Regions from separate parts of the Homo sapiens genome. Here regions 2 and 3 are each linked to region 1. Evidence: chromatin loops called from intact Hi-C (ENCODE). Cell type or tissue: tibial artery. All regions are shown on one strand.

Evidence for each region. Hi-C counts contacts between places; a loop is a spot of excess contacts. Peaks named below come from ENCODE experiments on the same cell type or tissue, not always from the same donor. Only the 100,000 strongest peaks of a DNase experiment are listed, where the experiment ranks them.
Region 2: a loop joins it to region 1, with 5 times the contacts of the local background. A loop is called at or near these places in 9 of 110 quality-filtered maps.
Region 3: a loop joins it to region 1, with 4 times the contacts of the local background. A loop is called at or near these places in 83 of 110 quality-filtered maps.

What each region holds. Positions count from the first base shown.
Region 1 is chr3:124,465,070-124,473,069 of GRCh38, forward strand. The region is part of intron 25 of KALRN (kalirin RhoGEF kinase); the gene reads left to right. Among named protein-coding and RNA genes, the nearest start is that of MIR6083, 95 kb to the left of the region's middle. In tibial artery, a CTCF peak has its summit at 3,317; a DNase peak (open chromatin) is centred at 2,176; H3K27ac peaks cover 1,205 bases.
Region 2 is chr3:124,076,512-124,084,511 of GRCh38, forward strand. The region is part of intron 1 of KALRN (kalirin RhoGEF kinase); the gene reads left to right. Among named protein-coding and RNA genes, the nearest start is that of KALRN, 47 kb to the left of the region's middle. In tibial artery, a CTCF peak has its summit at 3,051 (motif pointing left); no DNase peak of the experiment used is centred here; H3K27ac peaks cover 2,138 bases.
Region 3 is chr3:124,343,057-124,351,056 of GRCh38, forward strand. It overlaps KALRN (kalirin RhoGEF kinase), which reads left to right. Exons shown (of 60, transcript NM_001388419.1): 10 at 4,087-4,209. Among named protein-coding and RNA genes, the nearest start is that of MIR6083, 27 kb to the right of the region's middle. In tibial artery, no CTCF peak of the experiment used is centred here; no DNase peak of the experiment used is centred here; H3K27ac peaks cover 577 bases.

The DNA of each region.
Region 1 (8,000 bases):
GTTTAATTATCTGCAATTTAAGGAAATATCTAAGAAAATCAAGCTTCATATTAATTTCCTACAGGATCTGTGGGCTGTCTTTACTGTACTCATAATGTATGCTTTCTGCTTGTGTCCTACAAATTTTGATTAATGAAGAAAACATAACACCTCTAAAATCTCTAGTAAATAAGAGATAGAATGGCAGTTAGCCAACTTAGAAAATGCAGGAATTGTAAACTCTAAGGGACAGCTTAGAGGGGAGAACATCTTTCACTGCATAATCAGGTACCTGGCACATAAGTAAACATTGAGTAAATATTTGTTTGGTAGGTGAATGCATGGATGAACAAACTGAAGATAAAATTACTATTTGCAGACTTATGGCTAATACCATTCAAGTCATAATTTAATCTTTTGTTTGTAAAAGTCTCAAGACAGAGAAAACCATTAGGTATGATTTTTTCCCCATCACTACAAGAACCATCTGGAAGAGCAAAATAACTTAATTTCTACATGAAGGAGTTTCTTGGAAGCTTCTTACTGGCTGGACCATGCAGTTGTCCTAATACTTATTTATTCTTCAGAAATACTTGTCCGAAATTGTCACTTCTGAATATGAAAAAAAATCAAAGGATGCTTTTTAACCCCAATTGTTTGTATTATTCCAAAGTTGCAATTAAGCATTGTCTAACGGAAACATGCTCCTCTCATTTCTAGTGCATAGCTCAGGTTATCTGCCTGTAATCCAGAGAGAGCCTATGGGAGGGAGAGCAGGAGGAAGGAATATTGGGAGATTGAGAGATTGAGAGAGAAAGGGATTGAGATTGACACGACCTTGCTAACTTAATTAGCTAAGTCACTAGAAAATTAGCACCTAGACCAAGGGTTATGTGGTGAATACATATCTTAACTAGATAGTATTGATCTGTCTAAATGGTGTCACTTTGAAAAATTGCAACCAGGATTAGTTCTCTCTCTTGCTCTGTGTGTGTGTGTGTGTGTGTGTGTGTGTGTGTGTGTGTGTGTCTGTGATCTGTCTGTCTCAAGGACCTTTGTCTTTATAGGTATTGAATGGGGAAATTCCCCAGCACCAAAACTTCTTTAAAGAACAGTTTAATATGTAGAATTTAATACCTGCAAACATTGGCTTTAACACAAACCGGAGACTGAAGTGGAATGATACTTCGTTTTGCCCTCCACTCTCCCCATTTTGCACTACTTCTCTTTCCTACAGAAATAACTATATAATCATGAAATTTACTTATCTACACAAGACTTAGACCTATTTTGATTGCATTTTATAAGCATTCCTGGAGCACTCAGACAGGAGAATATATTCCATTAGTAGATCCCTAGACAGTAATGATTTTGTTAATGCAGTCTTCCCATTTTGCCTAGCATACAACTTGTAATTCAAGAAAATAATTTGTTTTCAGCTTGCTGTTATTAGATTTGCAACTTTGCTGTGGACAGCTTTTTGTTTAAAATGCTCATCACCTTCTGTTAAATCTGAACTTCTTCCTTTTTGGTTTTTTGGAGATAGGGTCATATGTGAGTCTGAGCAATAACATTTTCATAAAATCTCTACTCCCAGCGCTCAGAGGGTCCTCTCAACCATCAAGTACAACCCTCTCCATGTACAGACAAGGAGACAATCCCAGAGGAGTCGTTACTTGCCCAGTGTGCGCCCCTCCCCTTTCCTTAAAAGTGAGGATTTAGATTCCAGGGCTTGGTCTCCCACTTCAGCACTCTCTCCCCTTCTCTCACTCCCTAGACCACCAATGGTGGCTGCCACATCTGGCTGGTTTAATTCATAGTGAAACAGCTTCCATGTGGATCTTAGAATTTGATGAATATTTCTACCCATTTCTCCCAGAGCTATGTCATTCTTGTGCCACACCCCTACAACAATTACCTGAAATAAATCAGTTTTCAGCAAGGTCTAGATTTTCAAATTAGGGACCAACCACCAAGGTTAGATGCCCCTTCTGCACACTCCCTCCCTCCAGGCTTGGCTGGAAGCTATTAGATTTGGCCTTGGCCACCAGCCACTGCCCTCCCAACCTGGTGTTCCCTGCTCCGAAGGAGCAGGACCAGAGATGTGTGAGGTTGAACTGGGAGCACTGACCAGGCCAGGGTCAGCCAGGAGCAGTGAGGGGTGAGCAGCAGGGGTAAAATCGAGGCTGGGGAATTTAGGGAAGGGCACCCCAATGAGCGACTGAACCACAGCCACATTTCAGTCAACTTCCCAGAGTTCCTCCCTTGGGCCAAAGGTGGCTAGATTGGAGATGAAGCTGGTACCCTGTGATTGAACCCAGCCTCTGCCCTCTGGGTTCTGAGAATGACATATCTGTCTGCAATAAGGGTGGAGGTGGGCACAAGTGGAGCACAAAGAAAATAGCCTCAGTTGGAGAGTAGGAAAGGCCTCATGGAGAAGGGGGCATTTGAGATATAATTTAAATAAGGGGTGGGATTTTTACAGGCAGGGATGGCTTCCTTGATGATGGAATAAAGTTTGAACAAAGGCCCTGCAAGGGAGAAAAGTGGTGAAGTCTAGCAGGGAGGTTGAGAGAGGCAATAGGGGGTTTGGGAGTGGGGCTCCATCCTGGGTCATGGGAAGCAGAGAGAGGTCTCATTGTCGCACTCCCAGGTAGGCTGGGTCTTCTCACATCCATGTCTGTAAGACGAGGAAAAGAAAGGAGAGGTGGTGGGCAGAGATAGTGCAATTCAGAAATGTAGGGAGAGACAAAAGGAAAGGAGGAGAGAGAGCTAGGTGGATAGAGGATAAGTGAGAAAACCATGAAGTGGACAGATAATAAGGAGAAAGGAAGAGATAGAGAAGGAGAGAAGCAGGAGAGCCAGAGGGAGGCAATGACGGTGGGAGGGTGGATAGGTAGGTAGGGTAGGTAGTCAGGCAGGTAGGTAGGTAGGTAGATCCATCTGCGGAAAGAGGCCCTAGGGAAAGGGGAGGGGATGAGGAGAAGGAGATCGAGGGAAAGAGATGGATAAAGACCTAGACCTTCCCAGAGCTACCATCCTGTTGAGGGAGAATGAGCAAGGTGGTGTTTTTCAAACCATTTTTATCATGAACCAAAGAAAAAGACTGTACATTATGCCCTGATATACGCATGCATATATGCTATATATAACAGGGAAGTTAAATTTTGAAAAACACCTGCATTATGTGTGATGCACTGTGGTATTTTGTGTTAGGCTCTATTTCTTCCTCCTCCTCTTTTTTAAAATTCTGGTTGCCACCCATAAATTGATTTTACAACCCCTTGAAACACAAGGGGGGGGTTGATCCATGGCTGCACGGCAGAGCGCTAGCTCCACCAGGTGGTGAGAGAAGGGATGTGCAGTTCAGGCCACTGGGGAAAGGCCGCCCTGTCAGGCTGCTGCTACCTTTTCCTCCCTCTTTGCCCCTCCTACCCCTTCCCAACACACACACCCTTGCTTAAAATGTGCATGTTCTATGCTTTCTAAGCTTCTTCCCCCACTCCAAATGCCTTTGGTGTTAGTGGTTTCTCACGTATGGAAAATCATAGAATTATCAAATATAAAAGCCCGAAAGAAATCGTTAAAGATAATCTAGTTCTCCCTTGCTCTATAGAAACTGAAACTTACAAAGGTTTATGATCTGCCCAAACCAAAATTAGTGACACAGCCAAAGAATCCAGCTGTCATTTTCTTAATAGTCAAATGTTAAGGAAAGAGGAAGGGGAAGGCCTGTTGTGATTTTTCTTTGGTCCCCAAACGCACACTTGAAGAGGTAACTTGCAGAACCCATCAGAGGAGCCCTATACAAATGTAGCTGTGGTCTTGTTACTGTTGTTTGTGTTTTCAGTAAGCTATCAACATTGGGGCTGATTATAGACGTTAGGGAATACCCAAAACAAGACAAAGTCTAAACACTTCGTTTGGATGTGTCAAAGTAATGTTAATTTTTGTTTTACACACTAACTTCTTAGCATCCATGCCTGGTTGCTAAACACCACCTTATTGGAGATGAGTAACATTAAGCATAAGATTAATCTTTTGTATTTTATTTTAACATTAAACTTGGTATATATCTATGCAAATAACTTTATTCATCTGATCACACAAATTAGACAAAGTTAGAAGATATTGGCAAAAACATATTCAACAGGTAACCATGCAGCAAGGTAAATTTTGCTGCTTGTGGTTGGAGGCTGAGAGTGTGATGTGCTGAATGGGCGTCCAGCCCTGCAGACCTTTCCTCTTCATCCCTAACCTGAGCTAAAGTGTCAAGTGTGAAATGAAGGGACAAAGCCAGGTGCTTCTCATGGCTCAGCCTGGGTGATCCAACTGTGCTGGAACTGTTACATGAAAAATCCAGCACCTTTCCCTGAGTGTACATGACCCTCCATTAGTTTAATACCTGCTCCAGTATGCTAACCGGCTATCTTAGCCCCTATGGTCTAGAGCCTCTTATGTTCTAGGCTCTGAATCTGCCTGGTCATTAATGGATTCTTTAGAAATAATCTCTAGCTCTACTTGCATGAAGGCAGTTACCCAGCCTTGCTTTGAAAAGAAGGCAATGTCCTGGACTTCCTATAAATACATGAACCTCACACCTTTCTCCCCACCCCATTTCCGACTTAATTTTTAAATGTATGCTCCACGTTGTTCCTCTTTTTCCCGTTGCCACAACAGGCCCCTTCCCCTATCACCACCTCTGGCGTTCCAACAAGCAAATGCACATTGACATACAAGGTCATCAAATAGTTATTTCCATTTAGATGCAGACTGCACCCTTGATGTAAAGTCTGTTTGCTGACAAGATTGTGCGCTCCTTAATGAAGGATACACTTCCCCAGAAGCAGTGAGATTTTAGACCAAATTCATCTTCAGAGAGAATAACAGAACCAGTCCAGTACCTTTGAAATAGTGCTGTTTCTATCATATTTAATGACAAAACTCAGAAAGCTTTCTGTTAATAAATGCCAGCAGTTTCATTTCCCAGGATTGTGTACAAAGCCAAAAGGAAGCATTTTCCTCATAAAGTAACTGCATAATATATTAAATTATAATAATTTAATAGAGTAATGGCATTGCCTTGATCTTGACATTTCTTTAAAAGTTTTATTCCTTTCTGAAAGAACCCCAGACATTCACACAAATGACTTGCTTTGCTCATTCCTTCACAATTTATTACATGTAATTATTGGAGTAGTGAGGGCCAAATTGCTGCTATAGAACAGCTAAGGTGAAATGTTTCATCATTTGTGAAGAGAGTTGTGAGCTGTTTTGCTTTAATTTGAATTCATCATGTCTATTTGAAGTAAGTAGAATAATATGGATCAGACTTACATAATCTGTCATCTTCATAAGCTTCCAATTAAGAAGTAAAACAGAGTTTAATATTGCCACTTACTTTCAACATTTACATTGAGATGGTAATGAATATCTTATTCAAACTTATCAATTGGTATGCCTGGCACAAGCTGAATAGGTTTTTTAAAAAAAAAAATGTTCTTAGCTTTCTCCCCCTAAATTAAATCCTATAGAGCCGATGTAGGATTTGCCATCTGGAAGCATCCTGGAATCTAGGACAGTTGCCTTTAAATGCTCATCTATGGACTGGATGTGTGGGAATTACCCAGGAAGCATTTCTAAACAATGCATTTGCTCAGATAGTAACCCCAGAAGGCAATGTACAACCAGGTGTGGGACCGCTAACTAGAGTTTTCCAAGAGTGTTCCTTGAGACAAAGTCTGATACTCGCCCCAAAAGTGCTGCAAGCACAAAGAAGTTTGAGAAGCACTGCATATTGTATTTACTTCAGAGGTTTATAGTGTAACTCAACATATTATAGGATTTTGGAAGTTCTTCAGCAAAAAAAACCACCTTAGCCCAACATTTCCCAAACAAGGTGACCTTGGAATCTAAATGTTACATAATAACCAATCAAGATTTTCCCAGGATATGGTTTAGGAGAAAGTAACCTGCTGCAGATTTTTCAGCAAGGGCTTGGTAGGGAGTTCCCCCTAAATATAAGTCTCCAGGAGTGGGGAAGAGGGTCAGATACATGTTTACCAAAGAGAATATGAGTTTATTAAGATTGAGAAGCACTGATCATGAAGAACTACTGTTTATTTAGTGTCTACTGTGTGCCAGGCACTGGGTTGGGTTCTTTTTACCTGTGGATTTATTAAATCCTTACAAGCACCCCCACAAAGTTTTATTATTATTATTATTATTATTATTATTATTATTATTATTATTTGAGATGGAGTTTCACTCGTGTTGCCCAGGCTAGAGTGCAATGGCGCGATCTCAGCTCACTGCAACCCTCCGCCTCCCAGGTTCAAGCGATTCTCCTGCCTCAGCCTCCTGAGTAGCTGGGCTTACAGGCGCCCACCACCACGCCTGGCTAATTTTTTGTATTTTTAATAGAGACGGGGTTTCATCATGTTGGCTAAGCTTGAACTCCTGACCTCAGGTGATCTGCCCACCTCAGCAAAGTTGTTATTTAAAGATGAGGAGGATGAAGCTTTGGAAGACCCTTTCACAACTGTGACCAAGTGTGAATGCTGATTCTTTAACTTGTGCTCAGTTGTGGGAGGGGAAGAAAGTCAGACCTGGGGGTAGGCAGATGGGTGAGCTAGTGGTAACTGCTGTTAAAACCTTCATTTTCCAGCACTTTGGGAGGCCGAGGTGGGCGGATCACGAGGTCAGGAGATCAAGACCATCCTGGCTAACATGGTGAAACCGTGTCTCTACTAAGAAAAAGACAAAAAAATTAGCCAGGCGTGGTGGCGGGCGCTTGCAGTCCCAGCTACTCGGGAGGCTGAGGCAGGAGAATGGCGTGAACCTGGGAGGCAGAGCTTGCAGTGAACAGAGACTGCGCCACTGCACTCCAGCCTGAGTGACAGAGTGAGACTCCGTCTCAAAAAAAAAAAAAAAAAACAACCTTCATTTTACAGAAAGGCATTCCTCATGAAAATTATATGCTGTGCATTTAATTCTGGTTATAGTATTTTTGCTTCCTGAGGATTTTCAAATTGTGCATCTTCCCATAGGTTTTTGGTAGCTGCTATCACAAAAGTCAGGGTGTTGCTCTATTGAAATTGATCAGATTTTAAATAAAATTGCCAGCACTGTCTTTCTATCAATGATCAATTCTTTAGACATAATTATCATTGTTTACTTCAAATTAAAGTGACCAGGCCAATTATCCTTGGGTCATAAGTCAAGGAATGGCTCTCCCTGAGTCATCATGGGTATCCTTGCCACTTCTGACACAATAAAACAATTTTTTATCCTGTGTGGAATGTCCTGATCCAGGCTGTTTTACCATTTCTTTGGCTACTCTTAAGGGAGAAGGGCCCAGGCTGGGCACGGTGGCTCATGCCTGTAATCCCAGCACTTTGAGAGGCCAAGGCAAGAGGACTGCTTGAGCACAGGAGTTTGAGACCAGCCTGGGCAACATGGCAAGACCTCGTCTCTATTATTATAAAAAATTGTTTTTAATTTTAAATTAAAATGTGTGTGTGTATATGTGTGTGTGTGTGTGTGTGTGTGTGTGTGTACCTGTGTGTGTGTATATATATGATGATGAGGCAGATTGATTCTTTTCTCAACAGAAAAGTATATTTCCCTTTGGGTCTTAAACTAAGTTTGATCCTCAATTATAACATTATATAGCACTTTTTAAAATTTGCACTTTAATGGTCATATAAAGTACATATTAGTTTAAATGTGTCACTTGTAGTTCTTTAAAAGGTAGCAACAAATATGACACTTTATTGACTTTGAGCACTACATATTTGCATTTCTGAAGCCCAAATATCATTATAATTACTCTTTGATTCAGGTCAGAATACTCTAAAATCACCTATGTAAGGACAAACTGGGTACAGCTAGGAGTCTCCCAGATTTTTTTTAAATGGCTTTTTGCTTATCGCTAAAGCAATGCTCATTTGTCGTAGAAAAAATTAAATTGCAGATGGACAAAGAAGTCATCTATTATCCCATCAATTATTGTTAGCATT
Region 2 (8,000 bases), 390 kb before region 1:
TGTAGCAAGCCCTTGCTCCTCGGAGGAGCCCGCATCTTCCATTGAGGGAAAATCACTCCCAACTCCTCTGTGCTTCTGTTTAATGTCCCCAACTCCTGAGTCTTGCAATGATGATATTTTAGATCATTTTCTCTAGAGGTTGTGAACTCAGTTCCCTACAGGGGCCAGACCATTAGCATAAAAGATCATAATGACCCATGTATAGATGATGAGTGGCAGCAATCAGGGACAGTAGGGGTGGTGGGGACTGTGGCAAACTGGAGGGTGGTGTCCCAGCAGCCACTCAGCCCCAGCTGATTGATGCCATGTAGGAATGTGGGCTCCATGTTGCCAGACCTTCCTGCTTCAAGAACAGCGGCAAATATGCACTTTCTTTGTGAAGTGGCCCAGTTTTTAAATGTTGAAGCTAATTAAAAGACATTGTGTTGGTCAGAGTCCATTCACAAGATGAGTTTGTCCTGTGTGCCCCTAGTTTGCAGCTTCTGATTCTGGTTCAAACTCCTCGGTTTACAGATTAGGAAACAGATCCAGAGAAGTTAAGCTTCTGGTCCAAGGTTACAGGGAGTCAGTGAAGGAGTCAGAATCACTACCTGTGGCCTCTAACTCCTGTCTGCTGCTATTCCACTTCTTGGTGCTGGTTTGGGACCAGACATTGTCTGCGCTGGGTCAGGCTGGCCAGAGGAGAGTAGACCTGGGTGGACATGGTTGTGTGATGTCTCATGTCGCATTATTATCCCTCTGCTTTTGTGAGTTGCTGAGCTCAGATGCCCCAGATGGGTGGGAAGGCTCAGGGAAGTCAGGAAGCTTTTGCAGGTAGCAGCAATGCTTAGGGAGAGGAAAAGAGTGGAGAGGATTTAGGCTGCCCCCTGGTTTGGGGCTCCTGAGGACTTAAGGCCATTCATTCCTACTCTTCATTCCTACTCTTTCCCATGCCATGCACATATGCAGGGCCACTCATTCATTCCTACTCTTTCCCATGGCATGCACATATGCAGGGCCACTTCCAAATCCGCATCCTTCCAGTCATTCAGGTGCATAGCTTGGGATCATCCTTAATTGTCCCCGCTCTTCCTCTGGAACTTCTCAGCTCTGAATCCCCTTGCCAGTTCTACCGCCACTCTCCAGTTCAGAAGTTTAATGATACAACATTGGTACTATTGCAATAGGCTTCAAACCTGACTCCCAATCTATTCTCCCCATTACCGTCTGATACGTCTTCCCAAGCACAGTCTTTGAACCTTGGCATGCTCCTGCTCAAAGTAGCTCCCATTGGATAAAGTAGCAACTCCTTAACTTGGCATCCCAGGCTCCAGAGCACCACAGCATTGCTGCCATGGTCATAAGGCTGGCCTGGGTGTGCATCCCAGCTCTGCCACTTATCAACTGTGACATCATGGGCAGTTTTCTTGACTTCTGTGGACCCGTTTGCTTCTTTGTGATAGGGGGTTTTACATAGAATTGTTTCAACGAATAAATGAGATCATGAATGTAAAGCAGTTAGCCTGGCATATACCGACTACTCAAAGGTATTATTCAAGGACCTCTACGCTCTGGCCCCGGTATTACCTGTCCCATAGGCTTAGCTCCAGTGACTTGAACTACTTGGTGATCTCTGTGCCTTTGCTCCTGTTTTTCCATCCTCTAATATTCATCTTTTTGTGGTGCTCCTTTATATATTTTGTGCTGTAGGTATTTGTGTACTTGTCTTGACTTCCTTACTCAACTGTATGTTGTTTGAGGGCAGGACCTGGGTCTGACTCATTCTGTACTATACTAGCATAAGAGACACAAAGTGTTTGTGGAATGGATATTTACCTCAGTGAAACAGCTGCCTAGACTTGGGTTCCATATGAATTAGTTAATTGATAATGTATTTATAATAGCCTCATGGATATTTATTGGGTCCTACTGTGTTTAGGGGCTCAGTGGTAAATGCATCAGGTACAGTCTAGGCCCTGTCGTGTAATGGGGAAACAGGCTGGTAGAGTGGCCATAATGCATGTGGTAAGGATGGTGACAGGGCAGGTACAGGGCTGTGGCTGGGGAGGTACAGGGCTGTGACGGGAGACACTGAGGAGGATATGGGAGCACATAGCAGAGACAACAAACATAGTCCTAACATCTCGAGGGCTTGCTGGAAGAAGAGGTCTTCCACCTGAGACTAGAAAGATGAGTAGAACCTTGACTCAGGTACATAGTAAAATTGCTTTAAGTCTCAGTTTAAAAAATCTTGTTTTATTTGCATTTACTCGCAAGCACTTACAGAAATACTTCCTTAGTACTAGGTTTTCTGAAGTGATCTCTCACTCTCAACCAAGGCAGTTGTTAACATTTGAAGGTTTCTAGGGACTGGGACAAGGGTTGTTGATTGTATTCAACTTTTACCAAGCCAACAGCTGTGGCTGGAGACAGAAAGTTTTCTCTTTTAAGAGCTGGGTGGAAGATTATTCTCTTCTATCTGGGAAAAGATAATCATATACTTTCATGCTGTCAGGGTGGGGCCTATTCTGTTTTTGTTTGTTGCTTGCTTGTTTTGTGGCTTCAGCTGTGTGGATACAGAGCAGGAAGGCTAGAAGCAGGAAGAGGCTGGGGTGTTTTTCTGACCCTACAGATAGTTCTTCTTGGGTCGGGAAGAGAGACTGTAGTAGCAAACATGATCTGCAGCTGCAGAGGAAGCAGAGGGGATTTTTGCATCAAGGACAGACGTGGGGATGAGGAACTGTATACAAGTCAGGAAACTTGATACCAGAGAGAGGAGGCCACAGAAGATAAGGGGTCTCCGTAGACCCTGTACAAAAGAAATGTACAAGAGGAAGACAAATGGATTAAGAATCATTGTGATGGATAATCAGAAAGATTATGAATGATACTTACATGTTTCTTTAAAAGGGATTACTTTTTTGGCTTAATGCTTGTACTCTGTTCTCTTATTTTATTATTTTATTTTTAAAGGTATTAAACTGTGCTGCTTTTTAACCACACCTAACATTTAGGACCCAGAGCCCAAGACATCTACTGCCACCTGGTGGTAGAGTATACCACCTGTGGGATTTGGAATTGATGAGACTACATTGATTGAAAATTGATTCTGCAGTCAAAATATGGAATCATAGAACATAGAGTTGTTGGAGATATTAAAGATTACATAGTTTTTCTTCTAATAAAACCCAACGTCTTTTTATATAAGTATTTTAGTTGAATGCCTCCAATGACAGAGAGCTCATGATCTGGCCTGACAGGCTATTTTGTCTTTCATTCTTGTTAGTTAGAATGTTTTTTCTTTTTATTTATTTTTAAATAGAAAAGTCACTTGTATTTATTTGTCTTCATGTTTACCTCTGGAAAAAACTCACAAGTTTAGTGATTCATCTATATAATAAGCTTTCAAATATTTGCAGGAACGTGTTTGTTTCCCCATAATCTTTTTGTCTTCAGGTTAAACAGTCATAGTTCCATATTTATTATTCTGATGTCATGCTTCTCAGAATCCCCATAGCATTTCTTTCCTCTAGTTGCATTCTATGTTGCCAGTGTTCCTGCTGCCAGAATTGGATCCAACCCATTGTTCCAGACAAGATCAGGTTAGTGAACTCTAGTACTTGCAGGCTGTCTGAACACGAAACTTCTAACACCTTCTGTATAGTATGAGTTAGCTTTCTGTAGCCTTTCCACAATGCTGACTCCTCTTAGGTTTGTGGTAACTGAAAGCCCAAGAATTTGTATCCTTTCCCACACTGTAAAACTTTTTTTTAAAAAGCTAAAAGCAAGGCTGTACTTTAGAAAGAAAGCTTAATGACACAAGTTTAACACAAATACATTCTAAATTTCAGAGGTTACTCGTAAAGCCAAAGCCTTTTTGAACTCCATACCAACTCAGTTTCTCTTTGGAGGTAGATCCTGGTATTAGTTATTAGGGGTCCTTCCAGATCTTTCTGTGCATTTACATAGATAGATAGATAGATATCATCAGAAATGTGTAAATTGTGTATGTGTGTTTGAGGTTAACATATCATTTTGCAAGTTTTCTGCATGCAGCATGTCCTGGAAATCTTCTGCATAGTGTATTTCACAGTGTGGATATTCCATAGTTTTCTTAGCAATTCTTCGATTATTTCTGGTGTTTAAAATCATCATAAACAGCGTCTCCTTGTACACATGTACAAGTGCTTCTCTAGGGTAGATACAAAAGACTGGGTGAGTGATACATATATGTTTATTTTAAAATGTAGATCTCAGACATGAAATTTGCCCTTGTTAATTTTGACCTAGTGTTCGAATCTGCCCAGATAATTTTATGTCTTGATTTTGATCATCTATTATAATATTAAGCCCACTATACCAGTTTTGCCCATAGTATAAGCATATCTTTGATCTCCTGATCTAAGGAAACGATTGTTTTAAAAGTCAAACACAACAATTAAGGGAGGAGCTCTGTGGCCATTACCAGAGACCTGCATTCCACCTAAAGCTCACTGTATGCTCCTAACAAACACTTTGGTCCATGCAGTTTATCTACAGCAATTCTACCCAACTATACGCTCATCCCATTCATTTTTTACCATCTCATATACAAGAGTTTCATGGAGGACATTTGTAAAAGGCTTAGCAGAAATCCAGACTCACCTTCTATGACATTCTCCTGTCTACTGTAGCGGGACTGTCATGGAGGGAAATGAGAACGGCACACGTTGCTCCTGGGCATCTGTTATTTAAAATAGATCCTGGTAACACTTTAATGAGCAATGTGTTTATGTACCTCCATGCAAGAGTGTATTCAGTCTCAAAGATATCAAGAAAAAATAAGCTGTCCACTCCCAGTTGCCTGTCTTACCTATATGTTCTCAGTCTAGTTGGTCTCCCAGGGAAACTGTCTGATGGCTGAGACATAGCTGCTTTAGTGAAAAGCTCATGGGTTATATTTCTAATGTTATTCAGGCTAATTTGTCCCACCCTATCAAAACATAAAAGAGGTAAAGGGGCCGGGCACAGTGGCTCACGCCTGTAATCCCAGCTCTTTGGGAGGCTGAAACAGGCAGATCGCTTGAACCTAGGAGTTCAAGACCAGGCTGGGCAACATAGGGAGATGTTGTTTCTACTAAAAATACAAAAATTAGCTGGATGTGGTGGCACACACCTGTAGTCCAGCTACTCAGGAGGCCGAGGTGGGAGGATCCCTTGAGCCTGAAAGTGAGCCAAGATCAAGCCACTGCACTCCAGCCTGGGTGACAGAATGAGGCCCTGTCTCAGAAAAAACAAGCAAACAAAAAACAACTTCAAAAACAAACAAACAAAAAACAGCGGTATACTCACACAGACATCCACAGGCTTAGTGCATGTATGTGTGCATTGACATGTAGTCATCCTCACAAAGTTGTCTCTGTAAACATGGTTAAAGGACTTTCCCTGAGTCACAGCCTTACTGGCTTACTTTGCATCATCATAAAAAGAATAGAAATGATAAGCAGGTTAATTTCTAACTTACTTTTATCTAGCTTAGAAATTTGTTATAAGACATGCCACAGATGACCCTCAAAATGGTAGTGAAGATGAGACTGTGGTCCAGGGGTTCTGGGTAGGTGGTGGAGCATGGAGGCAGTGTAGCTGTCCCTGGATGCCCAGCTGCAATTGCATCAGGCTGCATGGCTTCCCGGGCTGGGGTTTGGCAGCACCATTGCCCTTCTGTAGGTAGCCAGGCTTAGATTCTTCATTGAGGAAAAGTTCTTGTGTTTCCTCATTTTTAGGGCAACTAGTATGGAAAACATAACCTCAAGTATCTTTGATGTAATCTCCAAGGGAAAAGTTGCTCCAACTTTTTCTTACTGTAAGTAGAAATTCTGTTTCCTATTTTTTCCTTCAATGGGCCTGAGCTATGGAAGGCTCTGGCAAAGCTACAACCAAGTAATTCTTCTCCAGAATCCCACAGCTGGCTTTATTTGGGGGGTGAGGTGGTGGTGGTGCCAGTTCTGCTTCAGAAAATTAGAAGAAACAACAAATACTCCTCTAACAAACCTAAAAAACATAGTGAGGAATGCAGAAGGGAAGTGATACCAAATGAGTGAATTGTGCCCCTTTTGCAATCTGCAGTGTCCCTTTACTCTGGGCACTATGTTAGGTGCTCGGTGCTTATGGAAGGCAGCAGTGGGGTGGGATATAAACTATATGATCATGACAAACAATGACTTCGGTTCAGAGGAGTTTACAGTGTGGTAAAAATAGTATGCAGACAACATGAACGCAATGAACTAACCAGTGTTTCTCTTGAAAGAGTTAGACTGATGCTTGGGTAAATAAACCACCCTTATAAAGAAGAGTCCACCTTTTATTTTTCATCAGTGCAAAGCTACATTAATTCTTCACATGCAGGCATGATAAACAGAATCAAAGCTTCTGCTGCTTGTTTCCAGTTAAACAGACCTATCCTAGGTAAACCTGTATTCCTCTCTGAGAGCACCCCTTCCTTCTGGTACTTGGTTGACCTCCTGCCTTGGGCAGGGTTACACCCACCTCCACTTTTTTCTTGAGTTACTGCTAGAAGGGAGAAACTCTGTGAGCTCTTGGAGAGCAGCCTTGGTGTTCTGTTCCTTCATGTATTTCCAGGTATAGTCTAGGGTGTGACATCTTGTAGGCACTTAGTAAATGCTTGTTGAGTGAATGAAAGCTGCCCTTCATCTATTCCCCTTTCATTTATTCAGCACATATTTATTGAGTGACTTCTGTGTGCCAGGCGCTAGGGATACACCAATGAACAGGACCTGGGTGGGAAGACAGATGATAATATGGGGACATTAATATGGTGTTGAAAAAGTACAAGATGTGGTGGGTGCAGATGCAGGGATGGCTGGTCCAGCTGAGTTGGCCAGGAAGGCTTCCTGGAGACCTGAAGAATTAACACAGATAGCTAGATGAAGGCAGGATGGGAAACAGTGTTCCAAGCCTAGGAAGAGCATATGCAGGGATCCAAAGGGAAGAGATAGCTTAGCATGGAAACGTGAAGGCTGACAACATAATGATAATCATAAACACATATATAATGCTTTCTGTGTGCCAGATATTATTCTAAGCCCCTTACATTTATGAAGTTATTTAAATACTATTATCATCCCCATTTTACAGAAAACGGAGGCACAAAGAAGTTTAGTAATTTGCCCGATCTTACACAACTGTTAGAATTGGCATTTGAAGGGAGTTGGCTGCGGAGCCTTAGTGGTGACAAAACAATTACTATGCCTGTGTGTGTAGCACTGATTCCCAGTGAGAATCCTGGCATGCTGTTAGACGTGCATGGGCCTTGTGGTAACAATCAACTTGGAAATTGTCTTGTTAAGACTGACAGAACTTCTGGCATATCCTAATTGTTGACTCTGTCTTTGTCAGGCAGACGATGAGATTCCTTGCCTCAGTGGATGGTTTTGTTATGTCTCATCCTATGTGAACAGGCTGCAGGGAGGTTGTCCCTGACCTCCTAGCGAGAAGGGACTTGGGACTCAAACAACAGTTTAACTGTGGATGACCAAATCACATTTTCCACAGTAGATTCCCATCCCTAAATGGGGAGAAGGAGAAAGGAAAATGGTTTAAAGATCAATACCCAGAAATGGCCGACCTCTGCTGGTGCTCCGCCACTGTGTGTGGTTGTTGGAGCTACAGGCTGTGAGGAAGAATAGTTTGGTTGATTGCCAACTTGGCCCCGAGGGAGTAGGCCTGAAAGGGGGTTAAGGCATTGGTTCTGCTTTCTTTCCTTCCAGTTTGTAAATGGTAATCCAACCCCACGTCTTTAGTGCACAGGTGTTGTGCAGCCCCTCCCTGTGACAGGTCATGGTGGCTGGGCCTTGGCCTCTGCCTTCCGAATTCCCAACTTTGCCCCAAGCTTCAGTATGACCACTTCCTCTGAATCCCTGTTGCTGCTACAGTCAGATCCAGCACGGAGGGGTATCCTCAGCAGCCTCCTCACTGCCTGTTGCCACTTGCTCAGGAAAAGCACATGAGCTGCACATCAGTGT
Region 3 (8,000 bases), 120 kb before region 1:
GCCTCGCCTGGGTCACCATCACCTCTTGTCAGAATTTCTGCCTCCTGTTTTCCCTTCTCTACTCTTGCCTTCTCCAGTTTATCCTCCACAAAGCAGTCAGAGCAATATATATACACATATATTTGAGACAAGATCTCACTCTATTGTCCAGGCTGGAATGGTGATATCACAGATCACTTCAGCCTGGAACTCCTAGGCTCAGGGGATCCTCCCTCCTCAGCCTCTTGGGTAGCTGGGACTACAGGTGTGCACCACCACGCCTGGCAATTTTTTTTGTATTTTTTGTAGAGACAGAGTTTTGCCATGTTACAGAGGCTTGTCTCAAATTCCTAGGTTCAAGCAATCCACCTGCCTCTGCCTCCCAAAGGGACAGGATTACAGGCATGAGCCACTGCACCTAGTCAGTCAGAGCAATAATTTATAACTGAAAATGAAAAGTGTCTTTATCCTCCTTGCAGCCCTTCAGTGGCTCTTAGGATGAACAATGGATTCTCCCGTTCAGCACACCAGGGCTCACCACAATCTTGTTCCTGCCTTTTCAGGGTCCATTTCCTACTTATCCCCTATGCAAGCCATGCTGGTCTTTTCAATTCCTAATTTGGTTAAATCCTACTCTCTCTCAGATCTCAGCTAAACCTCACTTCTCCTGAGAAACCTTCCGTGACTCCCCAGAGAAGATGCGTTTGGCTGTTGACACTTTTCACCTTTGCAATGAATGATGAATTGTGTGATTTAGTGTCTAGTGCTTGTTACCCCTATAGACTGAGTTCTCAGCATCAGGCCATGCCTGCCTTGTTTACTGCTACACCCCCACCTCCAGAGCTGCTCTAGTGCCTGACACTGTGGCACAATAAGACTATTAAATAAATGTCCGAATATGTGAATACTTATATACCCACACATGCTTCTCTGCTGCCTGACAAAAACAAAAAGATAAAACCTCCAAAACTGGAAATGCTCAAATACCAATTCAGAGCCATCGATAGGTATGAATGACTATCATGCTGTATATCCTGACTATGATTGGTAATTGAGTATTTTAAATATGCCTTGTAGATGAAGAGAAATTATTCAGGAATAAGATTATAAGGAGTACCTTGATGGGTGCTTGTACTTAGGTAGGGTCCAGGATTTGACTAGAAAGTCAATTTATTCTTTAACCATTGATGTTCAGATTCTGGGACCTTGTTCATCTTAATGGAATGCACTAGAAACTGACAAATATCCAGAATCTCAAGCCACACATAAATTTATAGCGTGTAATGTAATTGTCAGGCACTGCTGATGTCTGCTCAGGAACATGTTTCTCTGCTGCGCAGGATCTGCATGGAAAGTCAGATTGTACTCCCGAGGTTGGACGACATGGAATCAGGGTCCAGACAGTATGTGGTCTAAACACGTGTATCATGCAATGATGGCTCTAAATGAACTGTCTGAAACAAAATAGTCAGAAATTAGAATCTTTAACAATACTTCATATATTAACTATGTTTATCTAGCCTCAAATACTTTTTCAGTCTGGATTACTAAAGTAATTTTGTTAACTCCCTAAATTATTTGCTTTTTGATTTGTTAAATTGATTTCTGCATAGCTCCTGAACTTTCGTCGAAATTGCACATATTTTCCCTACAGCTTCAATTTTAATGGTAGAAATTGGACTAAATGATGGCACCAGAGCATCACAGAGCAATCAAAGTTATGTTAAAGTGAAGTAAAAGCTTCTCAAATATGAAAGAAATAGGTTTTTAAGTGATGAAGGCATAGCCAATTAAGTAAAACTAAGTGTCACTAAAAATAAATTGACATTTTAAAGAAAGCAAAGTAACTTAAAAAGGAAACAAATTGCGTTTAAAAAATATTTAGAAGTTGTGAAATCGTTTCTGGGGAGTGCAAACACTGTATGTGGGTGAACTAGTAGATGAAAAATATTCCTCTTCAACCAATTTGCTTCAGAATAACCAATTTTCTTAAAGCTAGAGATAAAAAATGAGATAAAACAAAACTCATGAAAACATTGCCAGACAAGCAGGCCATACTTAAGTGCTCAAAACTAAATTTAAAAAATTGTAGTCTGAAAAATCTGTTATAAATTCCAACACATTCATAAACGACCACTGGTAGTTCTTTTATATGCAAAAAATTATCATCAAACCTCAATTTGTTTTCAAAAGGGATTGATGAAAGTTTATGCATTAAAATCCTAAAACTTTACTATACTTCGCACCTAATATATGGGAAACTTTGTGACTACAAGTATTTACCTTTGACCTTGCATGCTGAAGCTCATAACTCCTTTACAGTACAGAATTGTGAGATCTAATTGTGGCAAGCCAAGTAAAAATATACTCTCCTGATTTTTTTTGGTTGAAGTTTCACCGTAAGTAATTCTAGAGAAACGCAGGCTCTTCTAAGAGATGAACATGTAAAGTTCCTTTCAGTGCTGCCTTTCAGTGTTTGCAAAAGGTAAAAATCCAGCACTACCACAATTTCTTTTTAGGGTTGTGCCTCCAGAATACTTAAAATATGTATATTGCCAGAATATATTATAAAGTGTTTAAAATCTCCATAATGTTTAGATGAATTCATTTTTTATTTATAAAAAACTTTTTTTCTTCATGATGATGGACAATTACTCCGCCTGTCTTCATTAAGTGGATATTTGTTAAGCCTCATTTTTATATTCATATATACCTTTCTCTGAACTAGCACAATCACGATGTGGGCTTTGTGATCCTGTCACCAAAGACTTTGAAAATGTTCATACCTTGCACACTGCAGATATTAAATATCCCAAATGTCAGAGAACTCCCATACCTGTAGTCAATGGAATGATTTGGTTTTACCTCTGTTTGCTGCAGGGCAATCCGTTTGAGACACAGGAATGAGTTAAACCATCCTTTTAAATAGACCTAGTTCATCTAAACCATTTTCCAGTAAGTGCTTCCAAAATCTGGAAAGGCTAGTACATCATTAATTAAATGTTTAGTTAATGGTTAATATTGCAGGCAGTGAGTGGGCTCACTTGAGTTTTAGCAGGATCTATAACAGGTGTGTCTATACTGTAATTCTGATTTAATTGTGGTCACCTGATTTACTGAGCGCCAACTCTTCAGAGATCAAAAGATGATCTCTGGGATACACACATTTTTGTTAGGCCATCTGCAAGAATGCAAAATGGGTATTAAAGGCTTTCATCCTCCCTGCACGTCAAGGCTTTTACTAAGGGATTTCCATCCTGCCTCTCAAGTGCCCCTCAGGAAAACTTATTTTCCACCCTTCTTAGCATCCCCTCTCTCTCACCCCTCTATTGCCCAGGGGTCTCTGTTCCAGTGTCTCTAAATATCAAGGAAACTGTCTTGAAGCCAAATCACTAGATCTTTAGCCTGGAAGAACCTGAAGTCTCCACTGCTTCCCAAGAGACTCAGATATTAAAGGACTTAGGATGCAAACACTTTAATTTATTTGTTTGTTTGGTTGGTTGGTTGGTATCGATTGGAGGAGGGAGATGGAAAGAAGCCAGAGGGGGCTCTTGTCCTAGTGGTCAGATATCATGAGCATCCAACTGGAGACTGACTACCCTGGACTTTGCTTTCAAGATTAGGAAGGGGAGTCCCCGGAGCACAATGAGGCAGGATCCCCATGACTGGTCACCATTGCTGTTTGTGTTCTTATGGCAGCGTGACGGATGAGTAATGAGGGCCAAGATACTGCCCAAACTGCTACTACCTAATTTCCTGCCAATATCTTTATGTGATTGGGTAGAAGTGGTGAGGGGGTTAAACTGTGCCTGATGGTCTGTGTAACTTGTTTAAAATAATGAACTAAGAAAATGGAAAAAGTAATGGAAGGATAATATGGAGATCAAAAAGGATAAGTTGAATTTAGGTAAAGGTGGGACTATGATATTGCCAATGACAGTAATGAAATCCCATGGACTCACAGCAGATTGACCATTTCCACCTGAACTGCTGCTTTACAACTGGGATGGGATATAGGGGTGGTTAGGACTCTAGCAGTTGCACATGTTGTCACATGTCTTTCCTTCTGCTAGAAAGTCATTGTTGCTGTTATCCTTCTTTGACCAGGTGTTGGACTGGATTGAAAACCATGGTGAGGCCTTTCTCAGCAAACACACTGGAGTTGGGAAGTCCCTACATCGAGCCCGGGCCCTGCAGAAGAGGCATGATGACTTTGAAGAGGTGGCTCAGGTGAGAAGCTGTGTGTGTGTGTGTGTGTGTGTGTGTGTGTGTGTGTGTGTGTGTGTCTAGATGAGGGAGGCATGATGACTTTGAAGAGGTGGCTCAGGTGAGAAGCTGTGTGTGTGTGTGTGTGTGTGTGTGTGTGTGTCTAGATGAGGGAGACCAGGGCTGTGGCTTTGGTGTTTGGTGAGGCATGCTGGGTTGATAACCTGTGGCTGCTGGGCTGCCTTCCTGCCTGATGCAAGGAGTCCTTTGTCTTCTTTTGGATTCTAGGTGAGTGGTAAAATAGATGCCCACATTTATGGTCTTTGAAAAAGATCTTCCTGCTGGTGTGATCTAAAAATGCCTTGTCCACGAGGTGGTGCTGGCAGGAGGGAATGACATTATTAGATTCCTCATCACCCCAGGGCTACTGCTTATGATTGTCACTGCCAGTGAGTGAGAGCTAAAAATCAGTCCCAGCTCTATTTACAAAGCCACATACCTTCCAGGACCTGGAGAAATAGGTGGCACCTGCTCACCAGCCATGCGCTCACAGGGTTGAATGTGCCCAGAGAACCTGCCTTCGTGTGATTTGTACAATATTTAAACTGCCATTTATATAATGTTCAGTCTTTTAGCTGAGCTGCACACCTGATCCAAAAAGGGCACTGTTTTTGAATTTATACAAAGATGTTGTATGACAGGCCCTGACCATTTGTCTAATAGTATAATTGTTTTAAAGTGTTTTTGTTCAGAGCCTCCACCTCAAAAATGTTATCCTAACTCTGTTATATTTCTGCATTGGGGAGTTTTCCAAACGGGTCCTGAAAATTTTCATTTTCGAGATGAAATACTGCTCTCCAGTTATTTTATCAGGCGTGATTAGCTGCCATGTAAAACAAAATAATGAGGAGTAAGGCAGGGAGGGTGCCCATATGGGACAGAGAGGTGGGTGCTGCTGAAGGAGTGAGAATGACAGAGCTAGGTTTTGCCATATCACTGCTTTAGCCAGAGCTGACTTCGATCCCACCAGGCAGACAGCCCTCAATGTGGGCCCTACTTTGGGCATTGTACAGAGCCCTGGGCCTCACCCAGGGAGGCTCCCAGCCCCAGACAGACTATGTGCTATGGATGCAAAAAGAGATGGCATGTCAACAACCAAGCAAGAACAGGAAAGTCATGGAGCATTACTGCATCTCTAGGGGAGCTGCAAGCATATGCTGAAAAATGAGAGGCCTCATAGGAGGCAGAAAGACCATGTCAGTGGCGACCTGAGCCCAGGGAATATGGGTGGATTGGACCCAACCTGTGGGATAAAGAAAGCCTCATATAGAACCCTTGTGCACTGTTGATGAGAATGTAAAATGGTGCAGCCACTGTGGAAAACAATGTGGAGGGTCCTCAAAAATTAAAAATAGAAGTACCATAGATCCAGCAATTCCACTTCAGGCTGTCTCCCTAACATAATTGAAAGCAGGGACTCAAACAGATTTTTTTTTGAGACAGTCTCGCTCTGTTGCCCAGGCTGGAGTGCAGTGATGTGATCGTGACTCACTGCAACCTCTGCCTCCTGGGTTCAGGTGATTCTCCTGCCTTAGCCTACTGAGTAGCTGGGATTACAGGCACCTGCCACCACACCCGGCTAATTTTTTGTATTTTTAGTAGAGATGGGGTTTCACCACGTTGGCCAGGCTGGTCTCGAACTCCTGACCTCAAGTGATCCACCCACCTCAGCCTCCCAAAGTGCAGGGATTACAGGTGTGAGCCACCGTGCCCAGCTGTCAAACAGATATTTATACACCCATTTTCACAATATTCAAAAGGTGGAAGCAACTCCAATGTCCATTGACGGATGCATGGATAAACAAAATGTGTTCTATTCAGATAATGGAATATTATTTAGCCTTAAAAAGGGAGGGAATTCTAACATACGCTACAACATGGAGGAACCTTGAAGACATTATACTAAGTGAAATAAGCCAGTCACAAAAAGGACAAATATTTTATGATTCTACTTATACCTAGAGTAGTGAAATTCATGGAGATGGAAAGTAGAATGGTGGTTGTCAGAGGCTGGGGGAAGGGAGGAATGGGGAGCTATTGTTTAATGCAAGCTTATCCAGCCCATTGCCCACGGGCTGTATGTGGCCCATGATGGCTTTGAATACGGCCCAACACAAATTGGTAAACTTTCTTAAAACATTATGATTTTTTTTGCAATTTTTTTTTAGCTCATCAGCTATCATTAGTATATTTTATGTGTGGCCCAAGACTTCTTCCAATGTGGCCCAGGGAAGCCAAAAGATTGGACACCCCTGGTTTAATTGATAACAGAGTTTCAGTTTTGCAAGATGAAGAGTTCTAGAGATGGATGATGGTGATGCTTGCACCACAACACTGTGAATGTACTTAATACCACTAAATTATACACTTTAAAATGGTTATAATTGTAAGTGTTATATTGTGTATATTTTACCACAATAAAAAAAAAAGAAAGCCTCATAGCCAATGAGGACCTTCTGCAGAATGAGGTGGACTTTGCCAATGTAATAGACACAGGTCCCAATGCACCTTATGATGGACAAGATGCAGCACAGATCCACAATATCTGGTCCTGGGTCATTCCTTTCTAGGCTGTTAGGGGGCAAAGGATGGGAGAGGGCCACAGGTATCCCCTGACTGCTGAGAGTGGAGGTTGTAGTACGTGGGGTGGTCTGTTGGAATAGGGCCATCCCATAGCTTTGGGGCTTCTGCCTGTGGGCTGTCCTATGCCTCAGCATTCCTCACTTAGAAAGGACGTCCCCAAAGCCACCCATAGCCCTGACCCAGCTCAATCTTCCTTGCCCTCTGCCTGATATAGCCTCAGAGGCAATGCCAACCTTGGTTATAGGCCCATGTTTTGGTTATAGGCCGCAGTTTTTGCATTTTGTTACAACCATTCAAGACCCATGGCCATCCCAGTCCCATTTTTCCCAACTGTTCCTCCACCTTCTCACTGATGCCTGATATTCCTTTCACATGGGACAATGCCTTTCCATCAGCGGCAAAGACACATGAATTTAAATTCACGCTAAAGAAAGAATGGACACATTTTTGAGAGCTTATGTTTCCATTATATATCTTGTCTTATACCAATCCTGAATGATAGGTAGTATTTGCCTTGTTTTATAGAAGACAACACTGAGGCTTAGAAAGTTCTTCCATGTGCCCAAGTCATCCAGCTTGTCAGGGGCTCTGCTGAGATTCAAACCCAGGTCTGTTGGATTCCACAGTCATGTTCTTATCCTAATTCCATGCTGTCCCTCCTTATTGAGGTATAGGAAGTGGGCATAAAATTCATTTCTAGGTGCCCATTTGCTTATGGGAAGTGTGGGACAAAGAGAAAGGGAGTGAGGGTGGGGGATGTTGCCACCCTTATTGACATCCATTACAACTTTCCTCTGGCCCTTCCAATGAGTAATCCACTGGCATAATCCACATCTCCCTGACTCTGCTTTCTGATAAGACTGTATTTTTTTTGAAAGAGAAGACAGAGTTCTAACTTCCAAAAGGCTCATGCTTTTAGGAGGAATGTTTGCTCTGAAAAGGAGAAAAGCAGATGTGAGCTACAAAGGGAGCACTTTACCTGGGGTTTGTGAGCCATCCCATTACCCTGAAATTAGCCTCCAGAGCTGGATCTTGTAGTTGGGGAATTAATCCTGCCTTATTCCTTCATCACCACTCTGGGAGATTGAGTGGCCCAGCATCCTGGGATTGTTAGTCCACATAGGAAAACCAATGCTGACCACAGTGAAGGCAGGTTGACTGTCAGTAGCAGC